2 separate regions of the Homo sapiens genome follow, and region 2 is linked to region 1. A link is a contact called in ENCODE Hi-C or POLR2A ChIA-PET data. All regions are on one chromosome and are shown on one strand. The core of a region is the stretch at or near the end of the contact, and the rest is flanking DNA. Distances in the headings are between cores, read along the strand shown.

Evidence for each region. Hi-C counts contacts between places; a loop is a spot of excess contacts on that map. ChIA-PET counts read pairs that join two places held with the same protein, here RNA polymerase II (POLR2A). Pooled maps may share reads with other maps.
Region 2: a loop to region 1 is called in a pooled map, with 4 times the contacts of the local background. The contact joins the enhancer-like site here to the promoter of RBM34 in region 1. A Hi-C loop is called at or near these places in 2 of 50 pooled maps. POLR2A ChIA-PET finds 5 or more read pairs at or near these places in 10 of 52 experiments (CD4-positive, alpha-beta memory T cell, CD8-positive, alpha-beta memory T cell, GM12878 and 7 more).

The regions. Positions count from the first base shown.
Region 1 is chr1:235,158,590-235,163,019 of GRCh38, reverse strand. RBM34 (RNA binding motif protein 34) reads left to right here and starts at 1,770. Exons shown (of 11, transcript NM_015014.4): 1 at 1,770-1,846; 2 at 1,953-2,127; 3 at 2,373-2,509. The coding sequence starts at 1,794. RefSeq lists enhancers at 1,436-1,615, 1,317-2,516, 2,803-3,407.
Region 2 is chr1:235,273,567-235,277,996 of GRCh38, reverse strand. The region is part of intron 2 of ARID4B (AT-rich interaction domain 4B); the gene reads left to right. Among named protein-coding and RNA genes, the nearest start is that of ARID4B, 52 kb to the left of the region's middle. Within about 2 kb of position 2,061, at least 7 of the 41 ENCODE cell types and tissues checked have a DNase peak (open chromatin) inside an H3K27ac peak, as active enhancers do; they include GM12878 and OCI-LY7, where a contact is called at or near this core.

The DNA.
Region 1 (4,430 bases), core at 521-3,020:
TCTCTATTTAAAAAAAAAAAAAAAAAAAAAGGCCAGGCGCGGTGGCTCACACCTGTACTCCCAGCACTTTGGGAGGCTGAGGTGGGCGGATCACAAGGTCAGGGGTTCGAGACCAGCCTGGCTAACATGGTGAAACCCGGTCTCTACTAAAAAAATACAAAAATTAGCTGGGCATGGTGGCATGCACCTGTAATCCCAGCTACTTGGGAGGCTGAGGCAGGAGACTCACTTGAACCCGGGAGGCGGAGGTTGCAGTGAGCTGAGATCGCGCCACTGCAGTCCAGCCTGGGCGACAGAGCGAGACTCTGTCTCCAAAAAAAAAAAAAAAATTAGCTGGGCATGGTGCTGCTGCTTGCAGTTCCAGCTACTCCGTGGTGGGAGGATGGCTTGAGCCCAGGAAGTCAAGGCTGCAGTGCGCCGTGATCTCACCACTACACTCCAGTCTGGGTGACAGAGCAACACCTTGTCTGAAAGAAAATAAGAACAAAGTCAAATCCTATTTTGCCACTCAAACTATTGGATGATTTAACTAGTAATCTTTTATTACCCTGAGAGTCAATTTAACAAATATTCACTATGTACAGCTAATAGAGACACAGCATACATGATGAATAAAACATAATCCTTACTGTCTTGCCTTTACATCTAAAGAGACTGTAACTAACACTAAAGCAGACCAAAAATGATTATAGTAAGTACCATGGGGGCTTGGGAAAATATCCCTATTGTAAATAGCAAAGAATTTTTTTTTTTTTTTTTTTGAGCCAGGGTCTGCCGCTTAGGCTGGAGTGTAGTGATGCGATCACAGCTTACTGCAGCCTCGACCTTCCAGGGCTCAAGGGATCCTCTTGCCCGAGCCTCTCAAAGTGCTGGGACTACAGGCGCCGAGCGCGAAGGTGCCCGTCTAATTTCTTTTCTGTAGAGAATAAGTCTCGCTAGATCGACCAGGCTGGTTCAAACTCCTAGTCCTCACGCAATCCTCCCACTTCGGCCTCCAAATGTGTTAGGATTACAGGCGAGCCACCGCACCTGGCTGCAAAGAAATACTAAGTTAGACAGTATCTGAGGTAGGCCTTGAAGGATGGACATTATTTTGCAGAAGGGGAAAGAGGAGGGCAATTACAACAGAGGGGACAGGAATAACAACTGTAGAGGCAGTGGAGAAAGCAGGCTAGAATGTCAGGGGCTGGAGGGAGATGAGTCTGGGAAGACGGGCTGAGAACACCTTGAAGCGTTTTGAATGCCAAGTATCTACTTTTCCAGGTAGAATAGCAGGTCCGCATTACAATCTTTCGAATTGTATGTTGACGTGACTCGTTAGAGTTGTGGTTTTTATTTTGGAATAATGTCATGTTTCAGACAAGTTGCAAGAAGAGTACAAAGAATTCCTTTGTACTCTTCACAGCGATTAGCAAATTGTAAACACCCCACTGCGTTCACCCCTAACCGCATTTCTTGCCAAACCTCCCTCCCTCCTTTTCAACAAGTCAGTATTCTACGTGTTTCTCTCTCGGCTTGGGTGGACACCCCGCTCCTAGCCTGGCTGATTCTTCACACTGCAGGCTTCAACCACTCCCAGAAGACGTCCTTCACTCCCAAAATGAGGCTTTTCTGAAACGGCGAGGACCACCAACCGACGGCGACAAACCTGCTCCCTCACCCAGCGCCTCCCTTCGCCGCCGCCCGGCGGCCGACTGCCGGAGGGGAGGGGGCGTGGCCAGAGAGCGGAAGTGCCCGGAACCCGGAAGTGCGAGCTGGCGCGCAGCTGCAGTCTGGGAGTCTTTGGAGTAAGAATGGCCTTGGAAGGGATGAGCAAACGGAAGAGAAAGAGAAGTGTCCAGGAGGGGTGAGTGGCGCGCGGCACGAGTACCTGGGGAGGGATGTTGTACGTTCCCTCGTGCTGGCGAAGCGGTGGTGCGTGGCGTGGCTGAGTTTCTGTCGTCCATTTCTAGAGAGAATCCTGACGACGGCGTTCGCGGGAGTCCGCCGGAAGACTACAGGCTTGGACAGGTCGCCAGTAGCTTATTTCGCGGCGAACACCATTCCAGAGGTGGCACCGGTCGGCTGGCGTCCCTCTTCAGTTCTCTGGAGCCCCAGATTCAACCCGTGTACGTGCCTGTGCCTAAAGTAAGTCACTGGGCTTTCTTCCCGAATAGCTCGTTAGAACCACTTACATACAAAGCAATCTTCTTACCTACCGCGTGAAGCGTGATTTCTAAAGGGGGCAGACAGGATTCATTTTAAGTAACCTTTCATGACTCTTACATACCAGTGAGAGAGAAGAGATTCTCATTTAGAAAGACTGAATTATGGCTTAGGGTCAGAATTCTAGAAGTATGGGGTCTCAAATATAACTTCAAACTTTTAAAAAGCAAACCATCAAAAAAACGAAACGGAATGAGGAGGAAGAAAGTACATCCCAGATTGAAAGACCACTTTCGCAAGAACCTGCCAAAAAAGTGAAAGCGAAGAAGAAACACACTAACGCAGAAAAAAAGTTGGCAGACAGGTTGGTAAAATTCTCTTATTTGATGTTAAAGAAATTAGATGGTAAATTAACATTCCTATACTTGGAATATTCGTCAGTTTTATTTCATATTTCTACTTTCTTTCAAAACTTTTATTATGGAAAATCCAGTACATATAGAAAAGTTGAAAAGGCTAAGAAACCCCGTGTACTCAGCATCAGCAATTACTAATATTTGGCTAACCTTTTTGTATTTTTACCCCACTCATATACCCCCTCATTATTTGTTTTTGTTTGTTTTGAGATGGAGTCTTGATGCCACGCCCAGGCTGCAGTAGAGTGCAGTGATCTCAGCTCACTGCAACCTCCGCTTCCCAGGTTCAAGCGATTCTCCTGCCTCGGCCCTGAGTAGGTGGGACTACAGGCCTGCGTCACCATGCCCAGCTAATTTTTGTATTTTTAGTGGAGACAGGGTTTCACCATGTTGGCCAGGCAGGTCTGGAACTCCTGACCTCAAGCGATCTGCCCACCTCGGCCTCCGAAAGTGTTGAGATTACAGGTGTGAGCCACCTCGCCCAGCTACCACCTCATTATTTGGAAGCAAAATGAAAATTTATGTTTCATCTATAAATATTTCAGCATGTATATAAAAGAATTTGGTTTGCGTTTCTTTTTTTTTTTTTGAGACGGAGTTTTGCTCTTTTTGTCCAGACTGGAGTGCAGTGGCCTGATCTCAGCTCACTGCAACCTCCACCTCCCGGGTTTAAGTGATTTTTCCTGCCTCAGGCCTCCCGTGGAGCTGAGATTACAGGTGCCACCATGCCCGGTTAATTTTTTGTGTTTTTAGTAGAGACAGAGTTTCATCATGTTGGCCAGGTTGGTCTTGAACTCCTGACCTCAGGTGATCCACCCACCTCAGCCTCCTAAAGTGCAGGGATTATAGGCATGAGCCACTGCACCTGGCCTGGTTTGCTTTTTAAAAAAAAAATTTTTTTTTTTTTTTTTGAGCTGGAGTCTCACTCTGTCGCCAAGGCTGGAGTGCAGTGGCGCAATCTTGACTCACTGCAACCTCCGCCTCCTGGGTTCAAGTGATTCTTCTGCCTCAGCCTACTGAGCAGCTGGGACTATGGGCGCGCCATCACACCCAGCTGATTTTTGTATTCTTAGTAGAGACGGGGTGTCACCATATTGACCAGTCTGGTCTCGAACTCTTGACCTCATGATCCACTTGCCTCCGCCTCCCAAGGTGCTGGGATTACATACGTGAGCCATCACACCTGGCCGAGTTTGGTGTTCTTAAATTTATTCATTTCCCTCATTAACTTTTTTTTTTTTTTTTTGAGACAAGGTCTGGCTCTGTCACCCAGGTTGGAGTGCAGTGGTGCGATTGCGGCTCACTGCAATCTTTGCTTCCCAGACTCAATCCAGCCGCCCACCTCAGCCTCCTGTGTTGCTTAGACTATAGGCATGCCCCACCATGCCCAGCTAATTTTTGTATGTTTTGTAGAGACGGGATTTTGCCATGTTGCCCAGGCTGGTCGCAAACTGCTGGACTCAAGTGATCCAGTCAGCATTTTTTTTTTTTTTTTAGTAAAAAAATAGAAACAGGGTCTTGCTATGTTGCCCAGGCTAGTCCTGAACTCCTGGGCTCAAACCATCCTCCTACCTCCGTCTCCCCAAGTGCTAGGATTACAGGCATGACCCACCATGCCCGGCCAGCATAACGTTGTTTAACAGTGTATTTGAATCAAGATGCAAATAGTGATCCCATCACGTGTACCTAGCTAACAGTCTTCATTCCTCTCTTCTTTGCCACTCTCCTCAAGCCCCTTATTTCCTTTTCCCTTTTCTCATTTCAACTGAAGACCTTTGTACCAGTTCTGGAGCTGTTAATCACTGACAGTTGGGAACTGCTACTTTTTGTCCTATTTAAACTTAATGCATCTGTACACAGCCATATTTC
Region 2 (4,430 bases), core at 812-3,311, 110 kb before region 1:
ATAATACTCAGGTTTTAAAATCTGATTTTGGCTCTGACTTAACCATTAATTACTGGTGACTCAAAAGAATACCACTGTGACCTACCAGTAAGAGTAGGTGCATATGGAGAGTCAGGAAATAGCATTTTGATAGAGTTTTGACTTAAATATGTTTCCTTACACTCATCTTGAAATTGTTTCTTATGGTCCTAAGTGAATAGTTGGAATAGATATCCTCAGCAACTAATAGAATCTCCATTTAGTGTGAGGTAGTATGGAAGGAATGGCCAAGAAAAGCCATTTAGTGCCACCATTAAAATCCTGAAAGATGCTGGGCAAGGTCATCAGGAGAAAAATGTAAAACAAAACCAATGAAACACACACACACACACACACACACACACACACACACACACACACACAATATAAGGCATTAAAAATGGTCTCATTTACATTATTATTATTATTTTTTTTTTTTTTTGAGACGGAGTCTCGCTGTCGCCCAGGCTGGAGTGCAGTGGCGGGATCTCGGCTCACTGCAAGCTCCGCCTCCCGGGTTCACGCCATTCTCCTGCCTCAGCCTCCCGAGTAGCTGGGATTACAGGCGTGCGCCACCATGCCAGGCTAATTTTGTATTTTTAGTAGAGACCGGGTTTCACTATGTTGGTCAGGCTGGTCTTGAACTTCTGACCTCAGGTGATCTACCCTTCTCAGCCTCCCATAGTGCTGGGATTACACTGCACCCAGCCTCTAAAATCTTTTTTAAATTTTAGAGAGAGAGTCTCTCTCTGCCACCCAAACTGAAGTGCAGTGGCACGATCATGTCTTGTTGCACCTTTGGCCTCCTGAGCTCAAGTGATCTTCTCACCTCAGCCCCCTGAATGGTTGGGACCATAGGCGTGTGCCACTGAGCCCAGATAATTTTTTTATTTTTTATAGAGCCATGTCTTCCTTTGTTGCTCAGGGTTTTTCTTGGCAAAAGCATATTGCCAGAACATATCTTTTTTTTTTTTTTTTCGGAGATGGTGTTTTGCTCCATCACCTAGGCTTGATTGCAGTGCACAATCTCGACTCACTGCAATCTCCACCTCCCGGGTTCAAGCGATTCTCCTGCCTCAGCCTCCCGAGTAGCTGGGATTACAGGCACCCGCTACCACTCCCAGCTAATTTTTTGTATTTTTAGTAGAGATGAGGTTTCACCATGTTGGCCAGGCTGGTCTCAAACTCCTGACTTCAGGTGATCCCCCCTGCTTCGGCCTCCCAAAGTGCTGGGATTATAGGCATGAGCCACCGCGCCTGGCCAACATCTCTTTTTTAAGAGAAATAACTTGTAATTTCTTTCTTTCCTTTTTTAAAGAGACAGGGTCTTGCTGTGTCTCCCAGACTGGAGTGCAGTGGTGTGATCATAGCTCAATACAGCCTTGAACTTCTGGGCTCAAGCAATCCTACTGCCTCAGCCTCACAAGTAGCTAGGACTACAGATGTGCACCACCATGACAATTAGTATTCTTGCTTTATTTTTTCTTTTTATTTGATAAGAAGTTTATAACTTTGAAAAATATGAGTAGAAATGTAAGAGTCTGTTGAAGATGTAAACTATTGTTTTTTAAAAAGTGTAAATATATTTTTAATAAGATTGTAGGGCCAGACGCATCTGGTAAGGGCTTAAAAGCTGATTTTTAAAAATTGATAGCCAGAGGTTATATCTTACTAATGTTTGCTAATGCTACTAATTAGCGTTAGTTTGCTAATGCTACTAATGTTATAATAATGATCTGATGACCTCAAATAGCTTTTCAAAAAAAAAATCTTTTTTTTTTTTTTTTTGCTTCGTATGTTCACATTTCATTATTTCTTACTGGTCAAGATTTTTTTTCTTTTTTTGAAAGTCTCTGTCTGTCACCTAGGCTGGAGTGCAATGGTGTGATCACAGCTTGCTGCAGCCTCTACTCCCCAGGCTCAAGTGATCCTTCTGCCTCAGCCCCCTCACTAGCTAGGAGCCACAGGTGTGTGCTACCACGCCTGGCTAAGTTTTTGATATTTTGTAGAGATGAGGTTTTGCCGTGTTGTCCCGGCTGGTCTTGAACTCCTGGGCTCAAGCAGTCCTCCCACCTTGGCCTTCCAGCGTGTTGGGATTACAGGCGTGAGCCACTGTGCCCAGCCCAGGATTTTTGTATATTTTGACAGTTTAGCTTAAAAATGTAAACTGGAATTGGTTTAATATTTGTCTAGATGTGATCTAAGTTCTGAATATCCCAGGGCATTGTGGGTGCTCAATTAATGTTTGTGGAATTGTAACTGTATTTGATATTATTTCTATTTTGATAATAGGCATCTGATGGGTTTAATTAAAGCTATTTTGGTTATGGGTAATAGAACCCATTTCAGGTGATGAAAAGCAGAAAAGAGAATCTATTATAAGGGTACAGAGCATCTCATGGTACCCAAAGAGGGGAACTCCAGTTTGGCTTGAGGAGGCAGTTGGAAAGCTAGCAGGAACTAAGGCTAGCTATTCTCTCAGTCACTCAGAGAACCCACAGTTTCTTATGTGCACTTTTTCCCCCTCTGCATCTGTTTTATTTCTTACTTCCTCTCAGCAGACTGGTTTTCTCTACTTCTCCCTGTGCATGCCAGAAAATGGCTACCATAGGCTGCATCACATCCTTTCTCTACCGGCTAATTGGTTAACCTAGCTTTAACTTCATAGCAGAGTAAAACCGATCGGCCCAGTTTGGATCAGGTGGCTAGCAGTCTAATGAATTACTTGTTGGCAAAGCATATTGCCAGAACATATCTCTTTGTTAAGAGAAATAACTTGTAATTGATACTTGTCATGTTAGTGACTTAGTCTTTGTAAAGCTGTGTGGGCTTCTTTGTCGTAAAAATTTGGTCATCTGTAAGATAGTTTGTCCTTATTTTACTTATTAAAATATGATTTGTTGGGTCCCTCATATGTGCATAGTCATTGAATAGGCAGAGCGGTCTGCGCGCGTGCACACACACACACACACACACACACACACAAAATTAGGCCTAGTGTTGGATTTTCCTACTCTTACCATTGTGCCTGTTTTTAGTATGCATTTGATTTAGCACATGATAATCATAATTCAAAGATAAGTCTGCAGCAGACTTAACATTTATATATAGAGTGTTTTTAAGGCAGAAGGTATTATTTACCCTCTTTTTAGAAGTGGAGAAACTGAGAATCAGGGAGTAAAAATCAGTCAACTAATAGGTTGCAGATCGTAGCCATAGCTGAGTTGAGATATTCTTTACACAAATTATGGCCTTATTCTTCTATATCCTTTTACCTCTATGTGAGTGTATATCAAACTGGACTTCTCCGAAATTCTCTTTGGCCTAGTTTGCAAGTTCTCTGTGTAGAATAAAAAATTACATTTTTAATTGATTATTTTTATCAAGTAATACATGCAAATGACACTAAATTCAAAAGGTATATACTTTATTATTGTTTTATCTTGAGTTTCTTCCATTTCATTTCATACAGAGAGCTAAAAAGATTTAATATAAACATTTTCTGGGTCATTTGTACATCTGGATAGCAGAGAACTATTAGGTTGGTGCAAAAGTAATTGTGGTTTTGCAATTACTTTTATTTTTATTTATTTATTTATTATTTTTGAGTCGGAGTCTCACTGTCACCCAGGCTGGAGTGCAGTGGTGTAATCTCAGCTCACTGCAACCTCCACCTCCCGGGCTCAAGTGATTCTCTCTGCCTCAACCTCCCAAGTAGCCTCCCAAGCCACCACCACGCCCAGCTAATTTTTTTTTTTTGTATTTTAGTAGCTTTTTTGTATTTCACCATGTTGCCCAGAGTGGTCTTGAACTCTTGAGCTCAGGTGATCCACCTGCCTTGGCCTCCCAAAGTGCTGGGATTACAGGTGTGAGCCACTGTGCCTGGCATGCAATTACTTTTAATGGCAAAGACCACAATTAGTTTTGCACCAAACTAGTATAATTTCAGTTTCTGCAATTACTTTTTATGTTTTACAACCAGCGTTCATAGTGAGTAGTATTACTTCGCTTGTTGCAGGTTTGATTATAAAACAACGGAGATGGAGTTCACAGTAAGTGATATGTTCCTACATCATGAGGCAACATTGATCTCTCCAGCAAAGGTTTTGTACTAGTTTACATAGGGAAAAGTGGTGGGAGAATTGATTCGTTACACTGTGCTCAATATTAAAAGCATGCTAGTCCAAAGTAGTCTGTGCCATATTTGTGTTTTGAGTGTGTAGTTGTAGCAGAATATCATCCATCATATTGAATTAATGTTCTTACTTGAATTTCATTGATTTTGTTGGTTTGTGGAATTTAGTTTGCAGATTTGGTTTTATACTTGTACAGTTCCGTAAGAATAAATAATTCTTAGCTACTATATGACTACATTTTATCAGGTACAAGTATACATTTTCTACATTTTAACA